Linked DNA regions of Homo sapiens: region 2 is linked to region 1. Evidence: chromatin loops called from intact Hi-C (ENCODE). Cell type or tissue: OCI-LY7. All regions are shown on one strand. Each heading gives the region's core, and the rest is flanking DNA. Links, peaks and the distances in the headings are about the cores only. Region 1 overlaps ATP9B (ATPase phospholipid transporting 9B (putative)). Region 2 overlaps ATP9B (ATPase phospholipid transporting 9B (putative)).

Evidence for each region. A loop is a pair of places that touch in the nucleus more often than their neighbours do. Peaks named below come from ENCODE experiments on the same cell type or tissue, not always from the same donor. Only the 100,000 strongest peaks of a DNase experiment are listed, where the experiment ranks them.
Region 2: it touches region 1 in a loop (4-fold over the local background); 4 of 110 quality-filtered maps call a loop at or near these places.

What each region holds. Positions count from the first base shown.
Region 1 is chr18:79,239,481-79,255,381 of GRCh38, forward strand. ATP9B (ATPase phospholipid transporting 9B (putative)) reads left to right here. Exons shown (of 30, transcript NM_198531.5): 12 at 13,901-14,061. Among named protein-coding and RNA genes, the nearest start is that of NFATC1, 150 kb to the right of the region's middle. RefSeq lists enhancers at 5,840-7,039, 10,529-11,315 and a silencer at 7,101-7,310. In OCI-LY7, for the core only: CTCF peaks have their summits at 7,238 (motif pointing left) and 7,441; a DNase peak (open chromatin) is centred at 7,231; H3K4me3 peaks cover 289 bases; H3K27ac peaks cover 787 bases.
Region 2 is chr18:79,188,060-79,203,960 of GRCh38, forward strand. ATP9B (ATPase phospholipid transporting 9B (putative)) reads left to right here. Exons shown (of 30, transcript NM_198531.5): 9 at 5,124-5,204. Among named protein-coding and RNA genes, the nearest start is that of ATP9B, 130 kb to the left of the region's middle. In OCI-LY7, for the core only: no CTCF peak of the experiment used is centred there; DNase peaks (open chromatin) are centred at 5,962, 6,422, 9,662 and 12,682; H3K4me3 peaks cover 2,933 bases; H3K27ac peaks cover 6,148 bases.

The DNA.
Region 1 (15,901 bases), core at 4,078-12,077:
GCAGGGACAGGGACGTAGGACGATGGTGTCACGGCACTTAAAATTGTCTTCAGAGGATGATTTCCTTCAACCTGGAGTCATTGTGCCGCCATTGTCTAGCATTGTGCCATGCTGCTTGTAAAAAGAAATGGAAGAAAAATCAGCTTCCCTGCATGCATCATTGTGCAAGAGGTAGCTGAGGACCAGGGCTTATTTCAGGCACTTGACTGCAGTTTCTTTTATCATGTAAATTTCTTTCATGTAAGTTACATGATAGTCCTTTAGGAGTAATGTGTTTTCTCACCTTGCTGTTTTCTCGAGAGCATTGTTTTGTGAGGGCGGTTGATCATCAGTTAATTATTACACGGAGGCGTTACTGAAGAGGCATCTGAATGTGGCTGGGAGAGCATGGTTCCTGAGGGCTAAGCGTTCCCAAAGGATGAGCGGAGAGGCTTGCTCTGCCTGCGTCCCCATCAGCGGTGACCAGCAGATCACCACGCCTCAGGGGCCCCACACCCGCGGTCTCTTCCTAGAGCTGCAGTCCCAAGCTTGCCTGCGCTCTCTGGAACCCTCCAGAGTGTTCTCAGCGCAGCCCACTTTGGTAGCACAGGAGGAGAGCCCTCCAGCTAGAAAGCTCCAGTAGAAGCTGGCGAAGTGAGGTGAGGGCATTGTCCTCAGTGACTTTGCTGGACTCAATATTCCCCTCTGTTAAGGGCCTACTGCCTTGGTAGGTCATTTGGATTACAACATTAAATTATTTCATGTAGTCTCTTCTCCTTTTCTCGAAGGGCAGTAATTGATACCAGTTGAGCAGGAAGTTTTATCACATCCAAATGAAAATGGTAGAAGAAAAAAATTTTAATATAGAAAATTCAGCCTGTTTTATTTCATGAGCTTTACCACATCCAAATAAAAATAGTAAAAGAGAAACATTTTGATAAAGAAAATTCAACCTGTTTTTATTTCATGAGCCTAATGGAAGTTTGAGTAGTTAATGGAAAGTTCTGGCCGGACACAGGCTCACGCCTGTAATGCCAGCACTTTGGGAGGCTGAGGCAGGCGGATCACCTGAGGGCAGGAGTTCGAGACCAGTCTGACCAACATGGACAAACCCCGTCTCTACTAAAAATACAAAATTAGCTGGGTGTGGTGGTGCATGCCTGTAATCCCAGCTACTCCAGAGGCTGAGGCAGGAGAATCGCTTGAACCTGGGAGGTGGAGGTTGCGGTGAAGCCGAGATCGTGCCATTTTACTGCAACCTGGGCAACAAGAGCGAAACTCCGCCTCAAAAAACAACAGAAAAAGAAGGTTCAACCAGAGACATCCAATTTTGAGAATAAAAATAATGTCACTTCTAAAGCATACTAGTGGGCCCTGGGAACCTTGGCATTTGGCAGTGTCGGGCCAAGGATGCAGAACTGAAGTTGGGGACGGGGAGCTGCTCGGTCTCCAAGCTGCCATGAGCTGTGTGTTCTTGACCAAACACCTAACCTCCTTAGAAGTGGAATAGACATAGTAAGACCTGGCAGAGTTAGGAAGGCTGAATAACAGACATTACACAGCAGCACTTGTTAATTGTAAAGGGCTATTGGGTTGTAAGCTGCTTGTGGTCATGAGGGTGGAAAAATGAATCACTTATAATTTGTTAATAAATTTAAACCAAAACTTAAGCTGTTTTATGTATTAGTTATTAGTGTGGAGTTAGTCTCATCAAGGTAAATCAGTTATGCATTGATTTTTTTGGTTGTCTCAAGCATTTTGACTGCGTTTTTTTCTCTGTGTAGAACATGGACAGATGGGTTTGTCCCGTGTGAGAATTCCGCAGCCTTTCCATTCTCTTGCTGCCCCTCCTCTGTTATGGCCTCGCTACCTAGGGTGATACTTAACATTTGAGCAGGAAGTCTTGACAAACGACTCTGAGATTTTCAAGCTTTTCTTAGATCCCCCGTAGTGTGAGGACCCACAGCTTCTCTATCGTCTGTCTTGAGAGATGTCGTTCTTTCTCTGTGGTTCTTCTGGCCTCCGTCGTCAGCCAGGGTGCTGATCAGGTTCCATACAGAGTCTCACTTAGAAAGTGGCTGTTTCTAGCTCTAACTACAAGCAGCATTCATCCAAAGTTAGAACCTGTTGACTGTATTTTGCCACAAGACAATTCACTAATTACTAGAATTTTAGCTCCTTGAGTTTAGGGCAACCTTTTCGTCATTATGCAGCATGCCTGTTTTTATCAGCTAATATGTGTAATTACATTTAGAATAAGTGCACTCTAAGTGCTTTAATGGTATTCTGATATTAGTGTTGTGACCTAGCAGTTGTCTTCTGCTGGCTGAATAATTAGTTTGTTTCTAAGAGCTTTAGAGTTTGATAGTCGCCAAACACAAGGGCTTCCTTGTGGAAGGTTGATGGCTCCCAGTGACCCTTCGCTGCCATCTGGCACAGATTCAAGGGCTGCTGTCATCTGCTGCTAATTGCTGTCACCTGCACTTTGGAGTCCCTCAGCACTGGGATGCTGCTGCCTTTAGAGCGGGCCCCTCCTTGGGCCCACCTGTGTGTGCAGGAGAGGGAGCACCGCCGTGGGCCTGTGGTCTCATGCAGGAGCATTTTCAGCCAGTTTTTATTTTAATGCCTGAGGTATGAAAAATGGTGACCATTTTGCGAGGGTTATTAATTCGCTAAATCCAAGCGTTTTGTCTGTTTTATGATTTGTTTTAATGGTTCTCATTCTTAGTAGCCTGTTTAGGCTGGCAAGATTGTTTCCACAACATTTTACGGAAGACTTCTTTAATCCTCTTTCGTAAACTGATAAGCCATAGTCAGGGCACTAGCCTATAGCACCATATTATATTAATGTATTTTACTTGTAATTTAGAGAACAAGAAGAATATCCTGATTTGAAGTCTAAACTGTCCCCCGTGGCACTGCACAGCTGATAACCGCAAACGAGAAAGATGTGTATATCAAATAGTTTACAAAATGAAGCCAGCTGTGTTTCCCTACATACTGTGGCTTCCTGACATGCATCATTAAACCTTATTAGCTACTTCCTTTTACAAAGATTCTTGTAGTCTTGAACATTGCATATTAACATTTTCTGCCCCTCCAACTGGAAATTATTTGCTTTATTGTAGAGTGTCAACTTGCTCTAGTTTCTGATGCGTTCTAATTGGTACTTTGGAGTATAATCATCGTGTGATACCACGCCATGCATTTCTTTATTTGGAAATTAATACAGACCTTTTCACTTTATCTGTCAATCTGAGCAACTTTTTACACAATTCTCAACTCTTGGGATTGCTTACAAGCCATTAAGTATGAAATGGCTCATAAAGTGTCTCTGAAGACATAAAGTAACACAAAAATTTTAGATGGTTTAAAATAATGTTGCATTTTGCCAAGATACCAGTAATAAACCTCTTAGACAGTTTTAATAATAAAAGGGTGATTATGCAAGATGAAAAGTTTATTTAACCATATTACCTTTATCATTTAAAATTCTCAGCAAATCTGCCAGTTCATTTTCCTTACAAAAGAATACAAATCCTAACAACCATGGATTTTTGAAAACGATGTAATTCAAAGTTAGCTATTAGACTGCTATAACTATCCTTCATTCTTCTTTCTCTTTCTTTGCTATTCTATGTCTGCAATTCTGCTATTCTGCCTTAAAAATTAAAACGTTTACCTATTATTAGCTTCTGGTTAATAGCTAGTTAAGCAGATGTGTGGGCGGAACAGAAAATGTACAGAACCTAGTGACTTTGTTCACGATGATAGTAATTCTGAGGTGTTTCAGACATTGGTCAGCATTTTATATATCCTCATGTTTTTAATATAATTATAAATAGGTGAATATGCATTTAATTGCAAGGGGAATGAAATAGAATACTGATTGTAGTTCTGATCAGCAAATATTTTAGTCATACGTCTTGTCAAGACAGCTAATGGCTCTTGATTTAAAAATAGTGTTGAGTAGTTTTACATAGTGGTAGGTGCCAGATATCTGGAGAATGGGATGGAGATCTTCCAGTGGCTTATAAATCCCCACATATTTACACAATAAGCCAAGAAACACAGAAGGAGAGTGTGACATGTTACTTGACAGTGACAGCCTTGTGTCCTTGACTAGGTCCTGTAACATCTCTTCTGTGCTGATTCTGATACACCTGTATGTAGGTTATCAAGGTGGTGGAAACATGCTGAAGTCAGCTGGACCACAGTTGAGCACTTAAGCATTAAGGAATTTTCCTGATCATTGTCATTTTGTGGTGGTTTCTAAGATACTGTTAGAAGAACAATTAGCAACTTCAAATGCTATGTTTAGTGTTTCAAGTAGCCTTAATGAAACCAGACTTTCTGGAATCTCACATAAAAATGTTTTTCACTGATACTGTTTAGTAAATTCCCTTGCACAAACCATTAAATATGTTATACTTGTTGGCATGCCAAAGCAAGAATTCGGATGCCAACATTTTGAAATTAATTACTGAAGAAATTTCTCACTTTACTGTAGAAACTAATCTGTATCATTACCTCTTAATAAAGATAATCTAAGTTGGAAATTAAAGTTTTAATTATAAAATTAGTGATCTTGTTTACTAATAATCATTTAACCATTCTCTTTTCTAAAATTTTATAAGAGAAATAAGCAGGTGGAAAGTAGTCTCCCCACTACCCCCCCTCCGCCCCCTCTATTCTCCGCAGTTTCTTTAAAAACACAGTTTTCATGGCCATGTTCCAGGCAGGCTCCATGGAAGGAGGGCTAGGCTGGTGCCTGTCTGCTGGGCCACCCCCCTGCCCTCCTGTGCACCTACATTTGCAAGGACTCACTTTGCTTGTGGAAAGGAATGGTCCCATCTATTTTTCTCTTCTGAATCACAGCCTTTTCCCACCATCTATGGCCCAACATTTCCAAGGTACTTACTGGAATAATTTCTTCAATATCTCACATTCTGAACACTAGAAACGCATCAACTAATTTTTTTTTTAAGCTCCTTGAAAAGAGTTCAAAGCTCTTTGAAGGAAAGACAGACCTTGTGCTTGGGAATTTCGGAATACTGTGACATTAGAAGCCCTGACCACATATTTAGTAACTTTCTTCATGAGTTTTTAATAGAATCTGATGACATTTTAGTACTACACAAGATTTTTTGTTCAGCAACATATTTTGTAAATTATACTGTAATGAATATTTAAAAGTATATTTTAAGAGTGTTTCTACCCTACCCTGAGATATTTAAAATAAAGACTTGCTACATTCAGGGTAAAATAAAAAGGCAGATACCTCCCAGAAGAAAGATTTGTAAGGAGCATAGTCTCTTCAGTGTGTACTATTAGAAACAGACTGAGAAAATGAAAGGAGATGCGTGCTCTGTATTTTAAATCATTTTAAAGAAAGCCATGGTCTTCCCTTTCTTACCATGTCTCTTAAAGTTTTATGACTCCTAGTAAGAGACTTTCTTTTACAATATCAGTACCACTTAGAGTTATTATTAGAATAGAATCTATTTTTTATATGCTTTGGGGCAAGAAGTATTTGAGTGTGTGCCTTGTAAAGAAGCATGAAGCAGTCAGAACTCCTGGGCTCCTAGGGACCCTGAGGTCCAGTGACCTCCCACCCCCCACTGTCAGGATCTGCTCTTCTTGGAGTTCCTGCAGAGCTTGCTGGCTTGTTTGTAAAATACAATGAGAGCTTTATAACCCCCCTAAAGTCCTGGGTATTGTGTGTTTAGATAGTAAGGGTTAGAGAATAGGTTCATGCTCTTTGTAAAATACTTGTTAAAATAAATATAAAATTACCCAAATAAACTGTGTATTAGACTGAAAACCAAATGCCACTTCTATGAATGATGTTGCATGTTGAGGTTTCTGGTGTTAGTGGGTAGCTTACGTTATTGAAGGAATTATTTTAAATTGGTGGCTGGTCTTGGCAAAACCATTTAAAATTGATGCCTTCCTACATTAAGACAAAAAAAACAGTAAATCTGTTCAGGATCTTGAAATCATTAAGGAAGCTGTTGTTACAATGTTATCAACTTAGTTTTTAGCTCTGAAACTTCGAAAAGCCTTAGGAGGGCACCACCCTACTGACTGAGGAGGGCACCGCCCTACTGACTGTGCGGAGGGCACCGCCCTAATGACTGTGCGGAGGGTACCACCCTACTGACTGGGGAGGGTACCGCCCTACTGACTGAGGAGGGTACCGCCCTAGTGACTGTGCGGAGGGCACCGCCCTACTGACTGTGCGGAGGGTACCGCCCTACTGACTGTGTGGAGGACACCGCCCTGCTGACTGAGGAGGGCACCGCCCTACTGACTGAGGAGGGCACCACCCTACTGACTGAGGAGGGTACCACCCTACTGACTGAGGAGGGCACCACCCTACTGACTGCGGAGGGCACCGCCCTACTGTCTGTGCGGAGGGCACCGCTCTACTGACTGAGGAGGGCACCGCCCTACTGACTGTGCGGAGGGCACCACCCTACTGACTGCGCGGAGGGCACCACCCTACTGACTGCGGAGGGCACCGCCCTACTGTCTGTGCGGAGGGCACCGCCCTACTGACTGAGGAGGGCACCGCCCTACTGACTGTGCGGAGGGCACCACCCTACTGACTGAGGAGGGCACCACCCTGACTGTGTGGAGGGCACCACCCTACTGACTGCGGAGGGCACCGCCCTACTGTCTGTGCGGAGGGCACCGCCCTACTGACTGAGGAGGGCACCGCCCTACTGACTGTGCGGAGGGCACCACCCTACTGACTGAGGAGGGCACCACCCTGACTGTGTGGAGGGCACCACCCTACTGACTGCGGAGGGCACCGCCCTACTGTCTGTGCGGAGGGCACCGCCCTACTGACTGAGGAGGGCACCGCCCTACTGACTGTGCGGAGGGCACCGCCCTACTGACTGAGGAGGGCACCGCCCTACTGACTGTGAGGAGGACACCGCCCTACTGACTGTGCACAGCATTTCCGAGGTCCTGTCTTGAAATTAGGGCATCTTACGAGATGCCAGATTTTTATTCAGGGCCCCCTTCCTACCCCCCATAATCCAGGATGTTCAAGTATGTAGATTCTGGCCAGCATTCTGCGTGACAAAACATAAATTTAGGGTAACGCTTTTTGTCAGAAATAAATAAATGAGTGAGTGTATGTGATGTGCTGGACTGGTTGGGTTAGAAATGGCTGGCGCTTTCCAGAGAGCGGGACTGCAGGGATCAGGACGCGCGCCGGCCTCGCGCTCCCCCTGCTGGCCGCGCCCCGCGCTCCCCGCGCTCCCTGGCTTCCCCTCCCAGCCGCCTATGGGAGGTGTGAGTACGACTCTGAGACAGATGACTCTGAGACAGACGTGAGCACCGCAGCGGTGATCGGCAGTGTAGTGACTCCTACACTTCAGCCTCCTCCTCCTCCTGATTTTCAGTTAAACAATGTGGTGATTGTAAAATAAGATTAGGAATGATGTACATTAGAAAATGGATAGGCTTATCTTAATATTCAGTGCTGGATTTTTAACGTAATTTCTATACGTAGAGCAAAAATTAAATTTCCAGATAGTTTCTGGATCATTTTGCATGTTATCACATGCATATTTTTGTTTTAAATATGGCTTTGATGTATCACAAGTTGAGAACATTTGAAAGAATTTATAATACTAAAAATAAAAGTTTTAACTTACTACTTACCTTCCAGCCACTGTGTTGCTTTGCATGTGCTGACCTTTCATATATTGATTTACTTTGCGAAGGTTCTAATATATCAGTAAAGGCTGCCACACACTAACAGATGGAATCCAGTTGTCCTGTATGAACGTAGACAGTCAGCATGAGTTTTGTAAGGGCGAGCATGAGATGTGTATATGTGTATACATGTGTTCAGAGATGATGCTACTTTCTGACATTATGGACAATTATAAAAAATTCTGGTGAGTGGATACGTGTCCTAGGAAATGCTAGAGCCAGTATTGACATTTCTCAAGCGATCTAGGAGTCCAGCAGTTTGAGAAGATAACCTCATTCTGCACTCATGAAGCCCCCTTCAAACTTAGCAGGTAATATGCTTGCAAATTTTAGTAATAATTTTATCCTTAAAAACATGTTTATATAGGTCGGCGGACAGAGTGACAATCAATATGCATAGTCTGTAACATCAAAAGTTGGGTAGCTCCAGTTTGTGTAAACTAGGTGTGAGGGTTTACTTTGAACTCCCTTGTCTCTTAATTACGTGTCATATGTTGGTTTCAAACGTGGTTTTGCTTCCCTGTTTAGTAGCTGATTCTTGCATTAATACTTTTCTTATTTATACAAAAAATATAGTACTTTTTTATGTTAATGTTCAAGGGAAAACATTTTATATAATAACTATATAGCAAGCAAGGGAAAAAGCTTAAATTCTGAGTATAGAATAGGCAAAATGTTAAATTTCTTGGTAGGCAAACATGTAGGTTATGAAATAATTCTTTCAGAATAGACTTTAAATTGTCTATTGTGTAAATACAGGTTTTGATTTTTAAGAACTAAGGTGATAAATTGTAACATTAAGAATTGTTGTGCTGATACTTATTTAGGGAATTCTTAAAGCACAGATTATTGAGCCAACAGACTATAATGGCCAAAAGAAACCCTTCTTATTTCGCAGATCACTGAGGCGATAAACGATAATGGCTCAGCCACATCTATAGTGTGCGGTCAGCCTGCATGTACTACACACACTTAAGGCTTAGTAGTTCATATCCAAAAAAGAATAATAAACTTCAGAAGGAAAAAGACTATGTAGCATCACTTTTTAAAAACTAATACTTTTAATTTAAACTTCGTAATGGAAAAGTTGTTGCTCTAAAATTTAGTACTTAGATTTAGTGCATGAGTTTCATTTATTTGAAATGCAGAAACACAAATGAAGGTCTGAAAATTACTTATTTTTTTCTTGTCTCTTAAGATTCTACTAGCAGTGGAAAATATAGGGCTTATTTGTTTCAAAGATACTTAAAAGAATATGCTTTTTATAGGAATTTCAGTTAGGTTAATGCATAGCCCTATATCAGTTTTGTAGTCAGGGTCCAAATTCGAAATGAAGAACTGATCCACAAATAGTTCAGCTGATGAAAGACAAGCAGTGTTAACAGTTGTGTTTTTCTGTACGTAGTCAGCCATGTACAAAGCTGTTCTTCTCTGCTAGTGCAGAGTAGCATGAATGAATTGGGTGTCAGAGTCGAGGCTTTTCAAATTGTCCTATATTCACAGGGAAACTACAGGACAAACTAAAATAATTTAGTTTTCTGCAAGAGTTTAAATTGGCTATTTGAAGTTTTGCATTTTACTATTCTAAACTACTTCTTTGTAAGGGGTAAGTACGCGTGAGTTTTAAAAGATGGGTGAGAGTGTTTGGATGCCGACATCCTGTTCACCCAGGGTGACATCATCAGCAGTAAGTGTTGCACAGGCACTTTGTTGAATCATGGATAGGGCCTGAGACTTTACAGCATTCGACGTCTGCTCCAATTTGCCGTGTACATTGATTGCTTAGGAACTTAGTAGTATGATGTGAGTTTTAATTTTGAGATGGTTTGAAGTGTTGCTGTGTCATGGAGATAAGGTCTGATTCTCACTCGTCCGAGCATTCATTTAAAAAAAAAAAAAAGCCTGATCTTTTCTTGATTAAGCAGGAGAATACCGTATTTACCCTTTATTGTTGGTATAAACCATTATTTTACTGAGAACCATTAGCTATTTAAAACTTGGTACATAAATTAAAGAGGAGCTAAATGGATTTGTGATCGTTGCCATTAGTAGCATTTTAGATTATACAGGCAATTATTGTGTTCATTATCCTAGAACAGCCCCTTTGCAGAATCATTGTGGTTGTCTTAGACATTATGCACAAATTTTCCCTTGGAGATTAAAATTTGCAGTAGCATATTTAATTTTGTTATTGCAGTTGTTTCAAATAAATATTATGACAAGTAGAAGAAAATTTGCTTTACTAATATAGGAGATGACAATGAATGTTGAAAATAACTTCTAAGTGTATTTACATTACCTTTTCTTAAATAGTCGTAATTACTTCAAGTGATTAATATATTTTATGGGTGAAAAGTTTACAGTCATGGCAAAAGTTATCTGGTCTGTCCAGGTATTTAAGACATTTTTTAAAGAAGGAAGAGATCCACATCAAAACTAAAGTTACCACCTTCTTTATAGAATCTGTAACTTTATAAGTTAACTGGTTTTTATTTTAAATAGTTTATAAGAGTTCAGATTGTATTTTAGATCAGTTGAAGAAAAGCATGTTTCAGAGAAATTGAATATTAAAAGATTATTAATTGAAGTGGGTTAAAAAAATGCAAGTGTTGAAATGTGTCTTTTCTTCTGTTTTGTTAGAATTGAAAAAATAAAATAAAATAAAAGCAACCTACAAGCTTTACACTATATGCTGTAGTTTGGTTACAAGTTATATTCCAGGAACAACAGTCATAGTTCAGAAAATGCCACCTGCAAGGCACAGCCCATCCTTGAAAAGTTATATTTTATTCCACTAAATGTTTTATTGCTCTTAAGTTTAAAGGGGTTGGGAGAAGACAACATATACTTGGCTTCAAAGTGATTACATTCACTAGTCAAGCATCTGACCACATCTGTCTTCATCAATGAGAAAGGTAATAATGCTTTGATGATCTGCATATCGGTGTGCAGTGGGCGGCTTTGAATGTTTCCATCCAATACGTGGCATTTTTTGAAAGGAAACTTTGTATTCATTTCTGAATGTTTTTGTCCTGGCTTTTACAGTTCCTCACTGCTATGTTGCAGGGGAAAGTGTGAGGTGGTGGTTATGCATTTTGCAAGACAGTGATTCTTTATTTTATTACAAAAAAAGACCAACTCTGGAAGGCCAGATTAAATCATTCCTTTCACTTTTTAATGGGATTTGGATGAATAGAGTAAAATATGCACTTTGCATTCATTGATAGCATCTTTAGGTTGAGGTAATTGAGTCTTTTTTCCCTGAGTGAATGAATAATGACTTCATCTGATCCTCAGTGAGGCCTGAAACTTAGACCGCCTTTGTCACAGCAAAAGGATCTGGGCTTTGAAACATGCTCTACTTCCCTGGCTTAATTTTTCTTCATTTTAATCCAAAAACCTATTTTTCTCAATAATTCAAGCATAAACTATGTAGTAGTTGAAGTAGCGGAAATTGCACGATATTTGTCCTGGTTGTGCTGCTTTTTAAATAGAGCTGATAAATCAGCCGCTGTGGTCTTCAGCTGCCCCATTCTCAAGGGAAGGCACAGCCCATACCCGCAGCAGCGTTGGGAACTTCAGAACTGGTTGAGTACCGCTCCCTTTCCGACCATTTGTGATCTGGGGGAGCGGCGCTGTTACTGGTACTGTGGCTGACCCAGAGAAGAGAAAGCCCCATGCTGGAGCTCCGAGATGCTGCTGTGGACGTTTTACTTGGCTAGAAGGGGATCTGCTGCTGTGAATTAGAGGGCAGTGTGCTTTCTTGGGAGAATATAGAGCTGGGAATGTGCAGTCTTTGAAGAGTTTCTGTTGAAAATGAGCTGCTGTCTGTGTTGCTGTATTGCAACATGGAGAAGAGTTTTTGTGGCAGGCCAAGTGTCTCATTAATTGTTACATTAGAATCAAGTCACTATTTCATATAAAACTGACACTTTGTGTTTGAAGTGTCCTCAGGAGTCTTACACAGTGAAGTGGCCAAGTGAGCCCTGTGGCAGTGTGCGCAGGACAGATCACAGGAGGGGCCGCCCCACCCCGCTGAATGCGGCATCCCGTCTGTGTTGGTCATGGAACCCACACTCGGCACACCAGTCCCATGGCTTTAGGGTCCTTGTCATCGCTACTGTTGTGAAAGGCCATGAAGTATTTATTAACCGATGGTAGTGCTGACTGTCGGCCACAGGAAGTGATTTAAAACAAGCCTGGTTAGAAAAGAAAACTTACTATTTTATGATTCTGTTTTATAACATAGATCACTGGTGTTCATCTTATTTCTCCTACTAGATTAGCTTGTAGGTAAAATCTTATAGTTAGCTTATTTTCATAACCTTAGAGTTTAGCACAAAATGTAGTAGACATTTCAATTTATTTGTTTAATTAGTTGACTTTTCTTCGCAGCTGCACTTAATGGACTTTCTGACAAAGTTTTATTTTTGCTTGATAACTGCAGGTTCTGATGATCTCATGAGAGTTTGTGGAAAATATTAATCAAAACCAGATATAAACTAAATATATGAGTTGTGGGAAAAGGCTAGCTTTCTATTGGGCAAAGTTGCAGATTTTTCAAAAGGCACTACAAAATAAACCAAGTTATTTATTAGCTCAGTAATTCTCAAACTTTATTTTTTTTAATCAGGTTTTTTGCAGTCATGTTTTCTTTGTGTACTCCTTTTCAAAAGTTGTTCCAGATTCAGGAGAAATTGAGATGGCAGATAGATAACTAACCTGATAGAATTTAGTCTTCCGCTAATGTCACATAGATCAGAAATAAGTAGGTAAGTTAAGTACATGCTGTTCCCTGACCTAGTGATGCCAAAGGCAGTGGCCTCTCACCCTGGCACCTCTGCCCTGTGGGTACCACCACTTACAGATGAGGAAAACGAGGTCTAACAAAGAGTTTAAGGGTGTTCCTCAAGTCACACATTTAGTAAACAGAGGAAGTGGATTCCAATCCAAGTGTGTAGTAAGAGCAGTAGCAGCACACATGGGGGGCGTACTGCCCAGTAGGAACCGTGGCCACTGTGCCATGCGCTCCCTCTTCGCATCCCCTGGGGGCTGTAAGGAAAACATCCCAGAATCCCTATTTTACAGATAAGAAAACCAAAGCCCAGCTTGCCCAAGGTTATGCCGCTAAGTGGCAGGGCCAGCATCTAAATTAGCCTAAATCCAGAGTCCCGAGGAATCCTAGTTGCTGTGCTGTGTCACTTCTCCCACCCTTCCTGCAGCGCCGAGTTCCCTCTCATTCCCCCAGCCCTACTCACTGGACTGCCTTGTGGTCTTTCAGGGCTGAAAGCAAGCAAGGAGAAACAGTCCATAGCGATTGCTAGAGCTCGAAATTGAAGCTACATGCTTCAGAAGAGCTGTATTCTCTTAACTTGTGCAGTGAGAGCTGCTTGGGTTGCTAGTTCTCTCTGTTTCCAAGATCCTATACAGAATGCAGCCAAAAAATTGAACTGATGCTTATTGACATAATTTGCCCTCACAGTTTGCTCAGCTGGTAAACGATCCATAGAATGGACTTGCATGTAGCGTGCCTTACTGGGAGAACACACAATGTAAGATCTGTGCAAATTAAAAAGGTTTTATTTTAAGCTAGCTAACTATTGCTTTTTTTTTTTTTTTTTCTGTAAGACAAGTTCTTTCAGAGAGACTGCTGGTAGATCGGAAAGACATACATACTGTCCTGTTCTTGGGAACTCTCCATCTTGAGTAGAATCCTCATGGGGGAGGTGCAGAGGCACCCACACGGATAACAGAGGCATGGTCATGGCGTAGCACATGCAAGGAAGACCCGCCTGCGCCCTCAGAAGTCTCTGTTCCCGGGCTGGGCCCTCAGAACTCTGTGTTCCCCTGCTGCGCGCCGAGCAAGCTTCCAGTGCCCTTCTCTAGGCTTGCGTTTCACTTTGCCTGAGCCGGTGACCAGCGCGCCACCCTCCAGAGGCCGTGTCTGAGTTCACTGCGGCTGTGTGCTCTGGCCCGTGTTTTGTCAGTAGACCCTTTCTGGAAATGCTCTGGGGATCATGATTCATTTCTAGAAATTCTGCCTGAATTTTCATATTTCATTATAATAAAGGCTAATACCAATAAATTTTAAAGTTTTTTTTTTATGTCATCACTACCATGCATTCTGATTTATAATATTAGGGACATTGTGGTTAGCTTGTTCATGTATTATGTGTTTTTCTTTCAGGTTGGTTTGTTGGACCTTGAACTCAATCGGCTGACGAAAGCGCTATTTTTGGCTTTAGTTGCTCTTTCCATTGTTATGGTAACCTTACAAGGATTTGTGGGTCCATGGTACCGCAATCTTTTTCGGTTCCTTCTCCTCTTTTCTTACATCATTCCCATAAGGTAAGTTTAAAAATGAAAATAAAACAAATGTCTGGTTTCATTGAGTATGATTTTATTGAATTTATCTTTCTCAGTATGAAAGAAATTACCCAAACAAAGCTAGAGAAGTAGGAGCCAGAAGTTCTGAGGAATCTTGAGGAATTCTTCTGTGGAAATGTTGTTGGGGGAGACGTCATCAGTGCCGGTAGAATGATCTAGAGGTGCCATACTTTCCTGATAGTGAATGTGTTGATGGTGTCTTCTTCAACAATCAGAAGATATTTCCTGATGAAACATAAACCAGAATTTCACAAAATTAGTTTTGTTTTTTGCTGATAGACTTTTAAATGTCCAGTGCCCTTTGATCTGTGTGGAATCACTGGCATTTTAAAGTTCTGTTTAATATATCTAATATCTGTCAAGTTAGATAAAATATTAAGGCTGTGTTTTAGTAGGGACTATCATTTCAGAATGTTAACCTATATTATAACTACAGATTGGAATATAAATAGTTCATATTAGATGCCTATTTAATGTAAAGACTAATATTTTACCATATAAACATAAATCCATTTTAAACTATTTTCTAAAATATTTTAAGAAAGATATTCTTAATATATATGATTTAAAATTTTCATAGGAATGAGCAACTGAAACCTAATGATGGATAAAGTATGAATCTAGAATATCTACCTTTTGTAACAGAGAATGGACTAAAACGGTATAGAATGCTTAGGCTCAAGGATGTAGCCACTTTGAAGAGAAAGATATCTCTATTTCTAAACCAGCTTTCTCCAAAATTTGCTCTAAAAGGTGATGTCTCTTCCATTTACTTACGTCATAAAGTCAGAGCTATAATCTGTTCTTGGGATGTGTACACACTGCACTGCCCTCACAGGCAGTCACCAGGAATGAATCCAGTTGCTCTCACCCAGTCTGTTCGAGAGGTAGGAAATCAGCCTCCTTTCTGCCCGTCACAGTACAGATTCCTGTGGATGCTGCCTTCCATGGTGTTGCTGGTTCACGGGTGGCCAGGCCTGTGCAGAGAGCACGCAGCAAATAGCAACTTCTCATTGCGGCTGTGTAACTTGCTGCTGACATAGATTTTCTGCACTCCATAAAGCTGACTGCAGAGATGGCTGTTCCAGCCTGGCTTGTGGATTAAACCTAATAAGGCCCAGCTTCCCCGCTCTCCTCTCCCACCACACTGCAGCTATCCCCATGTGCCAGCTGCTTCCCACCCTAGCTGTGTCCTCTGCTTCAGTGCTCCTCTACCTCATCATTCCATGGCTGGGCTTGTCTTGTCACTCGGCTCTTACCCTAAATACCTTTCCTCAGAGAGGCTGCGTTTGTCTGCTCAGTACAGACCAAGAAACAGCCAGCCACTTGCTATCATAGCAGCCTATTGAATTCTGTGTAGATCTCTATGACATTCATCTTGTTTGTTGCCTGTTTCTCTCTTCTCACTAAGCCCTGTGAGAATAGAGGCCTTGTATGTCCCGTTTGTTGTTGTGTCCTAGTTAGGACCTAGAACGGAGCACGCTTGGGATGTGGTAGGGCCTCTGTAAGTATTTGTTGAATGGACCCATTACAAAGGCCCCATCCTGCTCAGAGGACCCGAGCGCAGATTGTCACAGTTCTTGTGCCGGCATGTATTGAGTGCCACAGGTGGACTCTGGAGACACAATCTTTGTCCTCAAAATACCCCCCGCCCACTGGCTAAGTGGCAATAAACAAACTATAACCAGAAAGTAACCTGCCTTTTTTATCTGACTGTCATGCCAGAATTTACTTCTTCAGATGTGATGGTCCTTCAGGTAGTTCTCATTTGTTGTTCAGCCTAAGCACTCACTTTGATCCC
Region 2 (15,901 bases), core at 4,766-12,765, 51 kb before region 1:
AAGGATTATTGGAATGCGTGTGTAGAATCAACAGGAAAGAGAAAGCCCGGTGCAAATGTAAAAGCCCAGCCCAGAGGAAGTAGGTGTTCCAGGAACAGAAAAGAATAAATTCAGATGTCTAATGTACTTGAAGAAATATGAGAGGATGTTACTAACAACCTAAATAAAACAAGCTATGAAAAAGGATCATGTGGAAAATAAGAGCTCTTAGAAATATATATGGTTGCTGAAATTTTAAAAAAGTAAATAAGAGTGGAAAATGAATTGTTCTACGTCCCTCAGAATACAGGCCAAGGTTGGGAAATACAAATTGATGGTTACCAGTTTTAGCTCGGCCCTCGGTGCTCCCTGTAATCCTTGTTAGAAGTTATAATCAACTGTGGTTCCTCTTACTGATGACAGTGCTTTCAGACTTTTCCACTCTCCTTTGATTTCTGATCCACCTGTCTTTTCCTTCACCGGTAAGACCAGTTTGTCTTACCTTACATGGAAAAAGCATTCTATCAAATGGAAATTCCTTCAATATCCCATTAATAAATAAAGAACATTACCTCTATTCTCCCATTTTGCTATAATTGCAATAAAGAATCCTTCTAAGAATAATTATTTTATAGTTTTCAACTGAGCTTATCAAATTGTGCTTTTTAGAGACCTTGGTAGATGAGTAGTTTCTTCTCTCTTTTTCTAATCTTTCTCTGTTGGTTTCTTTCTGTTATCTCTTAAGGCCTTCAAGTGTACCTCGGCTTCTCAAGTCTTCCTTTAGATCTTTCTTCAATTTTACTGTAATTGAATATTTTTAGAATACTATTTTATCTCTTGGCTTTTTAGCATTTTTTTTTTTTTTAGTTTGCAGTATTCTGTTAACTAAAATATGCCTTTAACTAGAGTTTTTTAACTAGTTACAGTATGCCTTTAACTAGAGTTTGCAATATGCCTTTAACTAAAAGTGTATTGTGAAAAGTAAAAATTGTACCATTTCACATAAAATACAAGAATTTTGTCCTTGAGGCCAGGCACGGTGGATCACGCCTGTAATCCCAGCACTTTGGGAGGCTGAGGCAGGTGGATCACAAGGTCAGGAGTTCAAGACCAGTCTGACCAATATGGTAAAACCCCATCTCTAATAAAAATATAAAAATCATCCGGGCGTGGTGGTGTGCACCTGTAATCCCAGCTATTCAGGAGACTGAGGCCAGAGAATCGCTTGAACCTGGGAGGCGGAGGTTGCAGTGAGCCGAGATCTTGCCGCTGCACTCCAGCCTGGGCGACAGAGCGAGACTCCATCAAAAAAAAAAGATAATTTTGTCCTTGAATAGACCTGTTTCCCCCACCCACCCTTTGTACTATACATTCCCCTTGAACAACACAGGGGTCAATTGTATCAATCCCCCACGCAGTCAAACATTTATGTGTAAACTTTTAACTCCCCCCAAATTTAACTGTTAATAGCCTACTGTTCACTGGAAACCTTGCCGATAACCTAAACAGTTGATTAACACATATTTTGGATGTCATATGTATTATATACTGTGTCCTTACAATAAGGTAAGCTAGAGAAAAATTATTAAGAAAATCATACGGAAGAGAAAATACACTTATATAGTACAGTACTGTATTTTTTGATAGCACAAGTTGACATCACCTGTTTACAAGGTGAACTGTCTGTCTGAAATGGTGGGCAGCCACAGCTGCAGACTTTAATCCACCACACATACTTAGCAGCTCAGTTTTTTCTTGTAGTGTGATGACTTTTGTCTACTTTTTGAGAACATTTCCAGCATCACTAGAAGCACTTCTTATTGGTCCCGTGGTATTATTCAAGGTTCACGCCATGGTATTACGCCAAACACGATGGAAAACATGTGAGCACCATGAGCGAGCACTCGGAACTGTGATGCACAGGGTCCTGGAGCGGAGACGGCTCACACAGAGGTCAGTGGTGCCGCACCGCATTTCCAGCAGACCCTTGCACGCACTCCCCGCAGCAGCAGCAGGAGGGGCTGCGACACGATTCCGGGAGCACAGTGTGTACTGCACTTAGTTCTGTGCAGTTAGGGTTTGATACTGCATCTTCAGGATCATTAGCAAGTCACTCGGCTGCAGATGGTGTCATGACCTGTGTGTTTAGGTTTTATTTTAACTTTTTGTAATAGATTTGTGTATATTTTATTGTAGTAAGTGATATAATAGACTATGTCTACATACATTTTATGTTCTCATGTTATACCTAACTTTAAACATTTAAAAAAAAATTCTAGGGTATGTGGTGTATCTTCAAGGTTTTTCAAATTATCAACAAATCTCCAAAAGTTTTCTAACAGATTTATTGAAGAAAATTCATGTATAAGTGGACCTGCACAGTTCCAACCCATGTTGCTCAGGAGCTCAATGTACTTTTTAATATGTAGTATATCTACACATATCATAAACTGTTCCAGCCCTTTTTATTTATACACACACACACACACACACACACACACACACACATATACATATATTTTTGGCACAGAGTTTTGCTCTGTCACCCAGGCTGGAGTGCAGTGGTGCGATCTCGGCTCACTGCAACCTCTGCCTCCCGGGTTCAACCAGTTTTCTCCTGCTTTAGGCTCGTGAATAGCTGGGACTACAGACGTGCAGCAGCTTGTGTGGTTAATTTTTGTATTTTTAGTAGAGACGGAGTTTCTCCATGAGGGCCAGGCTGCTCTCAAACTCCTGGCCTCATGTGATCCACCTGCCACGGCCTCCCAAAGTGCTGGGATTACAGGCATGAGCCACCGTGCCTGGCCCATTTTATTTATATTTTAAAGGAATTAAGATTAAAAACAGGATTTGGGGGTTTTTTTTAAATATTTACTTAGATATTTACTACTTTTGTTCCTTACCATTCCTTCTTGAAGATATGAGTTTCTGCCTGATATTGTTTCCCTCTGCTGATATTCCTCTGGTGGATGTCTGCTGGAATGGAGTTCTCATTTTATTTATTTGACAGTGTCTTTATTTCACCTGTATTCTTAAAGAATATTTTTGCTGGATATTGAATTCTGGCTTGACAAGTCTGCCTTCCACACCCTCCACCCCTCACTTTAAATATTTTGTTCCATTGTCTTCTGACTCCATTATTTATAATGAGAAATCAGTGGTATTTTGATAGTTCTTCTCTTGTGTATAATGTGTTATTTTTCTTTAGGTATTTTTGAGATTTTTTTTATTTTTGGTTTTTAGCAATTTGATTTTGATATTTTTAAATTTTATTTATGTGTTTAGGGGTTTTCTGGACATCCTGAATCTGTACATTTCTGGCTGACAGTAAATTTGGCATATTTTTAGTCATTATTTCTTCAAGTAGTTTTTGTTTTTTCATCCTCTCTCTGTCCACTCATTCTGAACCCCAGTTACATGCATGTTAGACTCCGCGATATTCCCTTCATGGTTCTATGACTGTATTCATGTTCAAAATAATTTTTTCCTGTGTCTTTTTGAATCATTATCTCTTGACCCGCATTTAGATTCACCATCATCTGTAATCTGTTAATCCCATCTAAAGAATTTATTGCAGACATTGCATTTTTTCAATTTTGGAATTTCCATGTGCTTCTCTGTTCTTAAATACACTTTCTCTTTCTTTGTTGTGATTTCCTACTTGCTTACTCGTTAGGAGCATGTTTTTCTTTAAGATGTGCTAAAGCTGCTTTGAAATTCTCATTTCTTAATGCTGAAGTTTGACCATCTCAGGGCCAGTCTTCACTGATCATGTTCTTTCTTGATTATGGACCTTGTGTTTTTGTTTCTTCATATGTTTAGAAATTTGGATCATCTCTTCATTTTTTTAAATGATTCATTGTAGAGAGGCAGGATTCAGGATTCTGTTAGGTTCTCCTGAAGAGTACTGGTTTTTTGTTTGGTTCTGTTTTAACTGGTAGCTAACTTGACTGAAGTCAAACTGCAGACTCTACCTTTCTGGCATTAGGGAGCTGCTGTGGTGTTCTCGGTTCCATTCGTTTAGTGGATATAGTTTAGGGCATGATAGGTTAGGTGTCAGAATGAGATCATACACAGATTCGGCCCCTTCTGAGGCACTCTCCTTTCTGAGCTTCCATTTCTTTCTCACTTTGCAGCTGCTGTGGTCACCCTAATCTCTCACCTCTGCTTCTTCATGTCTGGGAGTCTGGGAGGTTTCTGTTTGAGTTTTAGCAGCCATGACAGAACTTTATACACTCACACGTACAGAATGGAAATCAAAATTATAGAAATGGCAAACTCTGTGTGTTAAAGGGTCATGGGTTGGGGGGCGGGTCACAAGACCACCCGAAATTAGATGGTTTATTAGGAGGACTCCCAGGACTCAGCATATGATCCTCCCCCTGGCTGTGATTTATGACAGCAAAAGCATACAGCAGAGTCAGCAGCGAGAAGAGGCACTGGGGTGGCGTCCATTGGAGACCAGGCTCAGCCTTGCCTCTGGAGACTTTCTGATTTAACCTTTATGTGTAGCCAATGAATGAAGCAACCTAAACCCTATGTCTTTTCTGCTCTAAAATTAATGGTATGAAAGTAGCCATGATGTGTGTTTCGTGAAAGCTTTCCCATGTGATTGTATAAGTATGTGTCATGAGCATGTGATTCAGACACACAGGACAAGCATGTCTTCATGGCTGTAAGGAAGGCCACCCTTAGCTTATAGTGACCAGTGCCTGCTTGAATGAAAGCATGTAAACAGATCTAGGAATTTATTAAACTGTTTTATAAAACTTGTGAGGAATTGCGATGGTTCCTTATTTCCCCCTGAATACTTTGATACCCAGGTGACTTCAAGATACTCCTAAACAGGCTCCACCTCTACCATTGGAGCCCCCTGGACAGGCCCCGGGGCTGCCTGTTTTGAGTGTCTCCTGCATGATTTTGACTCACACCTGCTGTTCAAAAGCACACCCTGTCAAGCTTAAAAATGGTTTCTTTCTTTATCTGACATTCTAATTTATAGTGTTGGCACACAAAAATCTAAGAAAATCAATGATTGCTTTTGGTAAATAATATATGAACAATATTAATCAGCAAATGAGAAATTTCCAAGTAATTTTACTAAACTATAACATTCTAATCGATTCAAATGTTCTGTATTCCAGGACCTTTTTTCTATCAGTGCTTATGTTTATGCTCAGAAACCACAAATGGACATTCACAGTTTCGAAGGCACATTTACCAGGGTAAGTTAAACCTGTTGTTCAATACAAATAGAGTTATTGTGTAAGTTAAAAGTAGCAAACCTTTGAGACAGTAATTCAATCAAGAATAAATTCAAACAGAAGTTTCAAACTAGGAAGGGAAAACCTATATAATGTTTGAAGTTCTTAAGTGTACCCATATTAAATATGTCTTTGGGATACATTTAGTACAGTTTTTGGAATTTTTTTTAGCATATTTACTAATAAGATCTTTATCTCCTAAAATATTGTGAATCAGTTAAATGAAGTAATTTATTTTCATTCTGACTGAATAGTTGGTATACTATCTTATCCACATCATGTCTAGCTTTTTACTGTCTGAGTTGGGTGGGTATTTATATATATGTGAGTCTGTACATGCATGTTGTGTTTCTTTATACACATATGTATATTTCATGCCACACACTTTATATTATTACAGAGTTTTGTTAAAGCTGGAAGCACCTTGCCCCTGACTAACAGGGCTTGAGAGACTCAATAACTCTTTATTTTAACAGCTTATAACTGATATTATAAATGCTTTATAGTAAGGGATTTTAGTACATGACTATAGGTTATTTGTAATTGCTGCAGTTATTTTAAAAATACTTTTGTTGGTGAATTCACCTTTATTTCACTCTTGGTCACTTGCAGGGATTGGCAAGCAGTTGTCATCACTTGAAAAAGCATTTACAGAGCTTATATAATGTGACAGTTAGTGTGCAGACTATGGGAATGTGAAGCACGGGCACCTGTGAGGTCGTTAAAGTCCCTTGGGGCACTGGGCCTTTTGTAGCTGCCTATTTCCATAGGTGCTGCACACAAGCATGCATAAGATGTTCATGGAGGGACAGAGGAGGAAGCATGACCTGGTGATAAATATCATGGAGTGAATTCTGAAATAAACTCACATCTTTTTTTTTTAAACAAAAGTAGTTACTATGAAAACAACATGTTCTTATTAAAGACAACATATGAGAATAAATGTTACAAAAAGGTACCCTTGGTAAGATAAATGAAAAGGTATTTATGTAACCACTATTAAGAATTTGAAATATTATTTGCTTTCTTCCTTTCCTTTTCTTGCTGTTTCCTCTAATTTATATTGCTCATGACTTTGAAAAGTCGGAAATGTTCGCTAGACAATGTGTGGAAGTACAAGGAAGTCGGAGAGCAAGTGCAGGTTGGCTGAAAAACCTGGTTCAAACGGGAGCGTATGGCTCAGTCTGCAGGTGTGACAAGGGCTGGGGCGTATTGGACTAGAAAGGTATCAGTGGCTTGACCGGAGGAAGCCATTGAAGGATCTTTAGCTTAGAAGAGAAATGATAAATACAGATGTTTTAAAAAGATGCATTCATAAATTCTGATTCCCTTAAGATAATGGTGGCCACTTAACTTTGTTACATACCACACAGGCTTCCAAAATCATACAGGCTAACTATGAGAGTAGAGAGTTTAATCTGTAGCTCATGTTTAGCAGAAATGTGAGACAGAAAATACTGTGAACTTCAATTTACTGTAAGTGGGGAAAATATCCAAAATAACACAGTTAGCTCCAGAGCCAGGATGGTGCAGCAGAAGGAGATTGTCTTGGGATGCTGATATCATCCAGGTTTTGCACACAGAAGAAAATAATGCATCCTGTGAATGACTTGGGTAAGTAAAGCTTTGGGACATTGAAGGGACTTGTGGAGAAAGTACAGGTTGGAAGTGACGTTGGGGGAATGTATAGGGGCAAGGGGCACTGGTAAAGAGTTGGTGGCTCTAGGAGGCTTGGTTAGGAAGAAAAAGACAAAGTTGACCTTCCTGAAACATTATAATAACCATCAGAAGAGTCAGCCCACACCATCCCAAAAGGATGCTTTTCATTGAAGACATAGAACTTCATTGTGCCTGTAGAAGAAGGGACTCTTGGACTAAGAAACAAATTCCACCTCCCATCCTTGGAATAGGATTTCCTATTTGTACAGATTCAAGAAAAATAGCTCTTATTATTATGAATAGAAGAAACTCATCTTGCTGTCTCGCCCAGGCTAGAGTGCAGTGGTGTGATCATAGCTCATTGCAACCTCAAACTCCTAGGCTCACACAGTCCTCCTGCCTCAGCCTTCTAAAGGGTCGGGATCATAGACATGAGAGCCATCGTGCCTGGGCCAATGTAGTTATTAACAGAAGAAAACATAAGTGGGAAGCAAATTTTCAATTAATAAAAAATTTCTAAAAGCAAGGAAAGAAAAAACCTCAATGCAAAGTAATTCTATAACAGTGCAACAAGCCTGATTTAAATGTTACTAACCAAACAATGGTACTTAGGAAAGAACACCATAAATCAGACATTTAAAAACACAAGAATCAAAATGGAATAAATTTCTCAAGAATGTAAGAATAAAAGCTCAAGAATAAAACAGGATAACGTGAATGAGAAGGCTAACTGAACTCAGGAGAACACTGAACGTGAGCATCTGAGAAGGGAGGACCGAATCACAGCGTGCCTGTGGGGGATGCACAGTAAGAGATAGGGAGGTTGTAAAGAAGAGAGTCAAGGAAACGAGATAATCAAAGAGGTGAAAAGGACTAGAAGTTGATGGATGTGGAAGATTGGCAAGAAATACTCAACATGAGAGTCTTGAAACAAAATCATGAAATGGTTTGAAACATTGACAGCTCAAGTGTGTGTTATTAAATACAAGGATGTCTGAAGGTACACACTAAAAGGGCCCAGCATGCACGTGAGAAAACTCCAAGACGTGTAACTGCTGTCATATTTTACATATACAGGGAAAAATCCTTTGATCTCCCTGGGAAAATGACCAGCTCCCCACAGTTGGAAGGGGCCAGGTTGGTGTCAGTGTTCTCAGCATACGGAGCCATACAAGAGCAGCACAGCCTTTCCAGGAGGCTCAGGGGAAGAATGTGTGAGTGGAGTGTTTTGCTCCTTCAAAACTGTCCTGCAAGTGCCAATTCTGTGGAGAGCAGTCTCAAGCATACAGAGTTCAGGTGTGTTGTACACATGAGCCTTTTGTGAATAATCTTACAGAGGATTAGCTCTGCCTGGCTGATAGATGACCTGGGTGGAAGTTTTATGGTGAGCACTGAAGATCTAACAGACGTAAGAATAAAACAGTGGAGGGAGGATGGGTGGAAGATGGTACAGTGTATATGAATTTTATACGCTTCCTCTAATAATCAGCTGAAAAGCAGGAAGAGGAGGAGAAAATAGAAGGAGCTCATTGGTTGCTACGTGGGTGTTAAGGCAGTCAGAGACTATTGAAAGCTGACGAGCTCAATAGTAGCTGTCAAAGCAAGGAGAGTAGGATGAAGGCAGGCTACTGGGACAGTGGCAAAATGGTAGTGACCAGAAAATACACACCTCACCAAAAAATAAATTTGGTTTTAAAAATTAGACAACAGTTGATCAATTCATATGGCTAAAGATGCATAGTATGCAGGCTCTTTCACACAGAAAATTAATTGGATCAGAAAGCCTAAAGGAAAGATATATCAAGCAAATACAAATAAAAAGGAAACAGGAGTTGCAGTCTTGGTACTTAACAAGAATACCAGTATAGAATCGAGAAAGCATTTAGAATGAGGTGAAGAAAGATGCTATAAGATAATAAAGTCCGTCATAGGAAACTTTAACATCTACCTGCAGTTCCCAGTGGGTCAGGTGGACAGAAAGGTAGGAGAGGCATAGAAGAGAGAGCTCAGAACATGAGCAGTAAAATATATCATTTTAAATTTTTATTGAACTTTGTTCCCCAGTAATTTTTATTTGAGCATATATAGGGTGTCACCAAAAGTTGAACATACATTTGCTTGTAAAGAAATTTTTATTTCTATAACATAGAACTCATACAGACAATATTCTCTGATCACAATGCAATAAAATTGGTAAGCAGTAACAAAATCAGTGAATGAAACGACTTTCTGCCTGTAAATGTAAATATATTAATCAATTTTTGTATCATAGGAGAAATATAAACTGAAATTGGAGAATTTCTATAAAATATTGGTAATGGAGACACTGCATATCAGAATCTGAATCTGTTTGATATGTTTGGAAATAGGAAAATTTATAATCTTTATATATATATAGCAATAAAAATAAAAATGAAAATTAATGAATTAAATAAGTATATGACAAAGTGAACAAAAAGAGTGCAGAGGGAAGGAAGAACATATAAAGGTTAAGGTCATATAACTAAAAAATAGAACCTTAAAGCCATTCTGTTAGGGTGGGGATTTCAGAGGCCAGGTAATAAAAGGAGGTAAGTTTTTTAAAAAATACTGTGTGTTAAGTGATACAATATTGATTCAGAGTAAACTGTGATAAGTAAAGGTTGCATATAATAATTCTCAGAGCAACCACTAAAAAAAGAAAGAGGTCAGTAGAGGTGATGAAGTTAGATGCTAAAGTGGGATCAACTGGTTTCTTTCCCCTGAAAAAAGACAGGTGCAGGAAACCCAATACCAGGTGTGACAAGTAGAAAACAAAGAGCAGCAAAGAGCAAGATGGTTGACTCAGTAATTAAACGTCTCTGCAGTTAAAAGGCAGAGACTGTCAGACTGGAGAAAAACATAGTACCCCCGAATTCATAGAACTAATAGGCAACATAAAATCTACGAGAACGGATTTTTTCCTTCTAATCTATAGAATAAGGACATGTAGTTTATTAAGACTATAGAATATTAAAATAACATTAGGAAGGCACTTCAGCATATTGACAGATATTATTAAATGCAACAGCTACATAATACACATTTTTCAAAATCTCATGGAACAATCCCAACTATAGTTGAATATAAAACAAGTCTTAGTATATTTTTTTAAAATTGCAATTGTATATTCACTAATTACAATATGGAATTAGAAATAAATAAAAAATCTTTAAAATCCTCAGGTATTTGGAAATTAAACTCAAAAACCTAAGTTTAAAATTAGATGGTTTAAATCCCCAATTAAATGGACAGGAGTGTCAAGTTGTATAAAAAAGCAAGATTCAAATATATGGTGCCTATAAGAAAACACATTAAAAACACAGGTAAAAAGTAAAAAATAGATACCGTACCAACACTAATCAAAGCTGGAGTTACTTATAGTAATATCACACAAAGTACATTTCAGAACATAATGAGAAAAGGGTTTATTATGGAGACAAGTAAGCCCTAAACATTTATGCACTAATAACAGAGCTGCAAAATACGGTCATGAGTTGCTTAATAGTAGAGTTACATTCTGAGAAGTAAGTTAGACCATTTCGTCATTGTGCAAACATGATGGAGTGCACTTACACAAACCTAGATCGTGTAGCCTACTACACACCTAGGTTATATGGTGTAGCCTGTTGCTCCTGTACTTCAAACTTGTACAACATGTTACTGTGTTTAATAATGTGGGCAGTTGTCACACAATGATAAGTATCTGTGTATCTAACCATAGAAAAGGTACAGTAAAAAATGCTGTATAAAAGATTAAGAAATGATACACCTGTATAGAGTACTAACGACAAATGGAGTTTCCAGAACTAGAAGTTGGTCTGGGTGAGTCAGTGAGTGAGTGGTGAGTGAATGTGAAGGCCTGGACATGACTGCACACTACTGTAAACTTTTTAAACACTGTACATGTAAGCTACACTCAACCTATTTAAAAATGTTTTTCTTAAATAGTAAATTAATCTCAGCTTCCTATAACTTTAATTTTTTTTTTTGAGACAGTCTCACTCTGTTGCCCAGGATGGAGTGCAGTGGCGCAATCTCAGCTCACTGCAACCTCTGCCTCCCAGGTTCAAGTGGCTCTTCTGCCTCAGCCTCCTGAGTAGCTGGGATTAGAGTCACGCACTGCCACGCCGGGCTAATTTTTTGTATTTTTAGTAGAGATGGGGTTTCACCGTGTTGGTCAGGCTGGTCTCGAACTCCTGACCTCGTGATCCATCTGCCTTGGCCTCCCAAAGTGCTGGGATTACAGGCATGAGCCTGTAAACTCATTTTTACATACCTATAACTTTACACAAAGTAAATTACACAAAGTAATTTGTGCCCGGCCCTATAACTTTAATTTTTAAAAAATCTTTTTACTCTATTAATAACACTTAGCTTAAAACACAAACACATTGTACACCTGTACAAAAATATTTTCTTTATATACCTAGTCTGTAGTCTTTTTTAGTTTTTAAAAATTTTACTTTTTAAACTTTTTTTTGTTAAAAACAAAGACACAGCTGGGCGTGGTGGCTCACGCCTGTAATCCCAGCAATTTGGGAGGCCGAGGCTGGTGGATCACGAGGTCAAGAGATTGAGGAGACCATCCTGGCCCATATGGTGAAACCCCATCTCTACTAAAAATACAAAAATTAGCTGGGCGTGGTGGCACATGCCTGTAGTCCCAGCTATTCAGGAGGCTGAGGCAGGAGAATCACTTGAACCCAGGAGGGTAGAGGTTGCAGTGAGCTGAGATTGTGCCACTGCACTCCAGCCTGGTGACAGAACAAGACTACATCTGAAAAAAAAAAAAAAAAGAAAAATGCAGACACACACACACACACATTAGCCTAGGCCTACTCGGATCATCAGTATCACTGTCTCCTCCTACACATTTTGTCCTGCTGGAAGATCTCCACGTGTAATAACAGGCAGGGATTTGTCCCAGGATAACAATGTGTTTTTCTGGCAGAACCCTGGAAGGACCTGCCGGAGGCTGTTTTACAATTAAGTTTGTCTTTTTATAAGTAGAAGGAGTACACTCTCAAACAGTGATAAAAAGTATAGTAACACATAAACTAGTAACATAGTTGTTTGTTATTTAATATTATGTACTGTACATAATTGTATGCACTAGACTTTCATGACTGGCGGCCCAGTAGTTTTGTTTTCACCACCGTCACCACAAACACGTGAGTAATGTCTAATGCTATGACATTCTGATGGCTGCAGCATGACCATGTGGTAGGAATGCTTCATCTCTGTTATACTTTGATGGGGCTACTGTGGTTTGTGCCATCCACTGTCTACTGAAATGTTGTTATGTTGTACACGATTGTACCTGAAGCAGAAACTGTTAGAACTTCAAGGAGAAACTGACAAATCCATTATGATAGTTGGAGATTTTAATACCCACTTCTCAATAATTGAACAAATGAGTAGGGAGAAAATCAGTAAGGATATAGTAGAACACTATAGTGTTGAAGAACACTATTCATGAAGTTGACCCCATTGATAGATACAGGGACTTAAGGCAGCAGGATGGGTAGCTTACCCAGTGCACACAGAACATTTATTAAGGTATGCCAGAAAAAAGCTTAGGAAAAAAAAGGCAACTCATAAAATATGCTCTCTGACCAAGTGGGCTTCATTAAGAAATTATAATAAAGGTTTCTCGGAAATTGCCAAATATCAGATAATAAAGGATACATTTCTGAATATCTTGTGAGTAAATGTGTTTATGTCAGAGCAGAGGTGGAGGTGGGGACTGTCGGGGTCAGAGCAGAGGTGGAGGTGGGAACGTTGGGGTCAGAGCAGAAGTAGTGGTGGAATTGTTTTCATCAGAATAGACTTGGGTGGGGCCCTGGATTTCCAGGCCACAATGCTCAGTTGCCATTGAGGTTCTAGAGCCTGAGGCTCCCACACCCTTTTAGGAGCTGGTGCTGGCTGTTGCCCTGGCTGCTTTAGGACGGTCGGTTGGCCTCTCAGGTGCAAGTGCCAAGTGTTGAGCACAAACTGAATTTAGGAACGGGAATGGCTTCACCCCATGAGGCACAAGACGTGTGCTGATGGCCTGGTGATGGTGACCACTTGTGGGAGGCTGTGCCACTCAAAGAGAGAAACTTATTTGTGGTTTTCAAGCTAATTAAAGATACATTTACTTTGTGTAAATTACTTCAAGTTCATTCACACAGATAGCCTTTCATTGCCTTTGATGTTTTCTAACAGTTTTTTTCTCATTTTAGATATATCCATTCTGAAATCTGAATTATTTTGATGATAGTTCTTGATTTTTCTGTGTATTTTTCAAAAAGGAAGAGAATAAAGACATGATAAATAACTTGTTTATAATGAGAAAATGGAATTCAGTTAAATTCAAATTTATCAACTGGGCATTGTTAAGGAGTGGTATCCACTTATCTTCCTTTTTTATAGTGTAATATACATAAGACAAAATATCTTTTGTGTCAGCTTAAATACTTAAATAAGAATTAGAACAAATTGGCTGGGCATGGTGGCTCATGCTTGTAACCCTAGCACTTTGGGAGGCTGAGGTGGGAGTTGAGCCCAGGAGTTCGAGACCAGCCTGGGCAACATTGGGAGACCTAATTTACTTCTTTATTTTTTGAGATGGAGTCTTGCTGTGTTGCCCAGGCTGGAGTGCAGTGGCGTGATCTCGGCTCACTGTAGCCTGTGCCTCCTTGTTCAAGCAATTCTCCTGCCTCAGCCTCCCGAGCAGTTGGGACTACGGGTGTGCGCCACCAAGCCCAGCTAATTTTTGTATTTTTAGTAGAGACGGGGTTTCACCATATTGGTCTCGAACTCCTGACCTAGTGATCCACCCACCTCGGCCTCCCAAAGTGCTGGGATTACAGGCGTGAGTCACTGTGCCCAGCCCCTGATTTCTGATTTAAAAAAATTTTTTTTTTAATTAGCCTAGTGGGGTGGCTACAGCTGGAGCACGCCTGTAGCCTCAGCTATGTGGGAGGCGGATGTGGGAGGATTGCTGGAGCCTGCCAGGTTGAGGTGGAGCCTGCCCTGAGCTGTGATTGTACCACTGCACTGCAGCCTGGGTGACAGAGTGAGACCCTGTCCTAAAATATATATATATACGGAATTAGAGAAAATTAATTCAAGGTCCCTGTGGCAGTATACCCAGTATGCATGCTGATGCCTGTGCAGAATCTAATGGAGATGTGGCGCTGTGATGGTGTCTGCTTCCTCTTTCCTCAGATAATGTGAGAACAACCTAAATTACTGATTGTATAACCTTTTTCATTATGTGAATGATTGATATCGCTAATTTCACTTATTGTTCAAAATCTGTATGTATTGTCTTGGAAGTTTGGAGTTGTAAATTGTAGCCAGTTTTGAAGTATTAGCAGTATTTATAGTCCTTTAACATCACATTCCCAGTTAGTCATTTTGAGAATGTATTTTCTGCTGTAATTTCTTTTGCAAACCATAGCACACTTACATTGTTCATGTCTTCTTCAGCCAAAATACTCTCCTTCAAAAAAGCAAACCTCTGCTGTTTGTTAAGTAGGGTATGCTGTTGAGAGAACAGCATGAAATGGTAACATTTTGCATCCTCCCCCAAGCAGATTTTATCTGTTCACACTTATAGACCATTAAAGAGAAGGAAAGTGAAATAGAACATTTTAGAGATAATTTATTTTCAGTCTTCCCAGTCTTTATTCTGTGCTTCATGAGACTGGTAAAAAACTATCTTTTGGAATAATTTTCTCCATGTTAGAAAAATGTTTATAGTCAATCATCGCCATTCCAGAACTGAAAGAAAGATGCATAGATATTGTGTTTTCTTCAACATAAAATTGTGTTAGAGACAGAAACATTCATATGGAAAAATGGTCATAGAAAAGTAACAGGAAACCAGCTAAAATTTCTAAAATGAAATTATATAGAACCTTTTGTTTACATTTGAGAAACCCTTCTAAAATTTTTATGTTTTTTAATGCCCTTATTCTCTTGGACTTTGACATTAGGAGAAAATATAGTACTAAAAGATTGACATGCATCAATAATTAAACTTTCATATCAAGTGAATCATTAGGAAGAGTTTAAAGGGAATACAATTGTGTGAATTTCTACTTGGGTGGTGAAGTCACGATGGGCATCTTCAGGCAGGAGAACCGGGAGGAGCAGGTGCCTGATGCCTCATACAGGTGGAAGGCTTAGAGTAACAGCAGGCAGGAGGCCCTGGAGGAGCAGGTACCTGATGCATCATGGAGGCAGTAGGACGTGGAGGAGCAGGTACCTGATGAGCGATAGAGGCAGGAAGCTTAGAGTAACAGCAGGCAGGAGGCCCTGGAGGAGCAGGTACCCGATGCTTCTTAGAGGCAGGAGGGCGTAGAGGAGCAGGCACCCGATACTTCGTAGAGGTAGGAGGCTTAGAGTAACAGCAGGCAGGAGGCCCTGGAGGAGCAAGTACCTGATGCTTCATAAAAGGAGACTCAGAGTAACCACAGGCAGGTGACTCATTATAGCATCATGCTTGTGGGCACTGCAGGTGAAAGACATCTTGATTCCTGTGGATATTAGAAAAAGAATTTCATGAGTGTTCTTTTGTTTATTGGACAATGTTCATTGCCTATTCTGTGCTAGGTGCTAGGAAGGTAATACCCATAAAATATGGGATTAGAAACATGTCAATTGCTCTGATACAATAAAATTCTGAATTTATGGTAGATAAAAATTTTATTGCTTCAAGTTTTAAAATGATAAATAGGGAATTCAGTATTTGGCTTCTTAATGCCAACTGTATGCTCAATTGGCTGTGCCAACGCTGGAACCTCTAGACCCCCAGCAGGTAAAGGATATACCGTGTCAACCGTATCTGGGAAGTAGGAATGAGGATGTCTATCTTTTTTGTTTCTTCAACAGTGTTAGAGGATATATATCTTTTTTTTGTTTCTTCAATAGTGTTAAGCTGAGTTAGACTGTAACACCATTTGTTTGAATGAATCAGAAATTGCCCA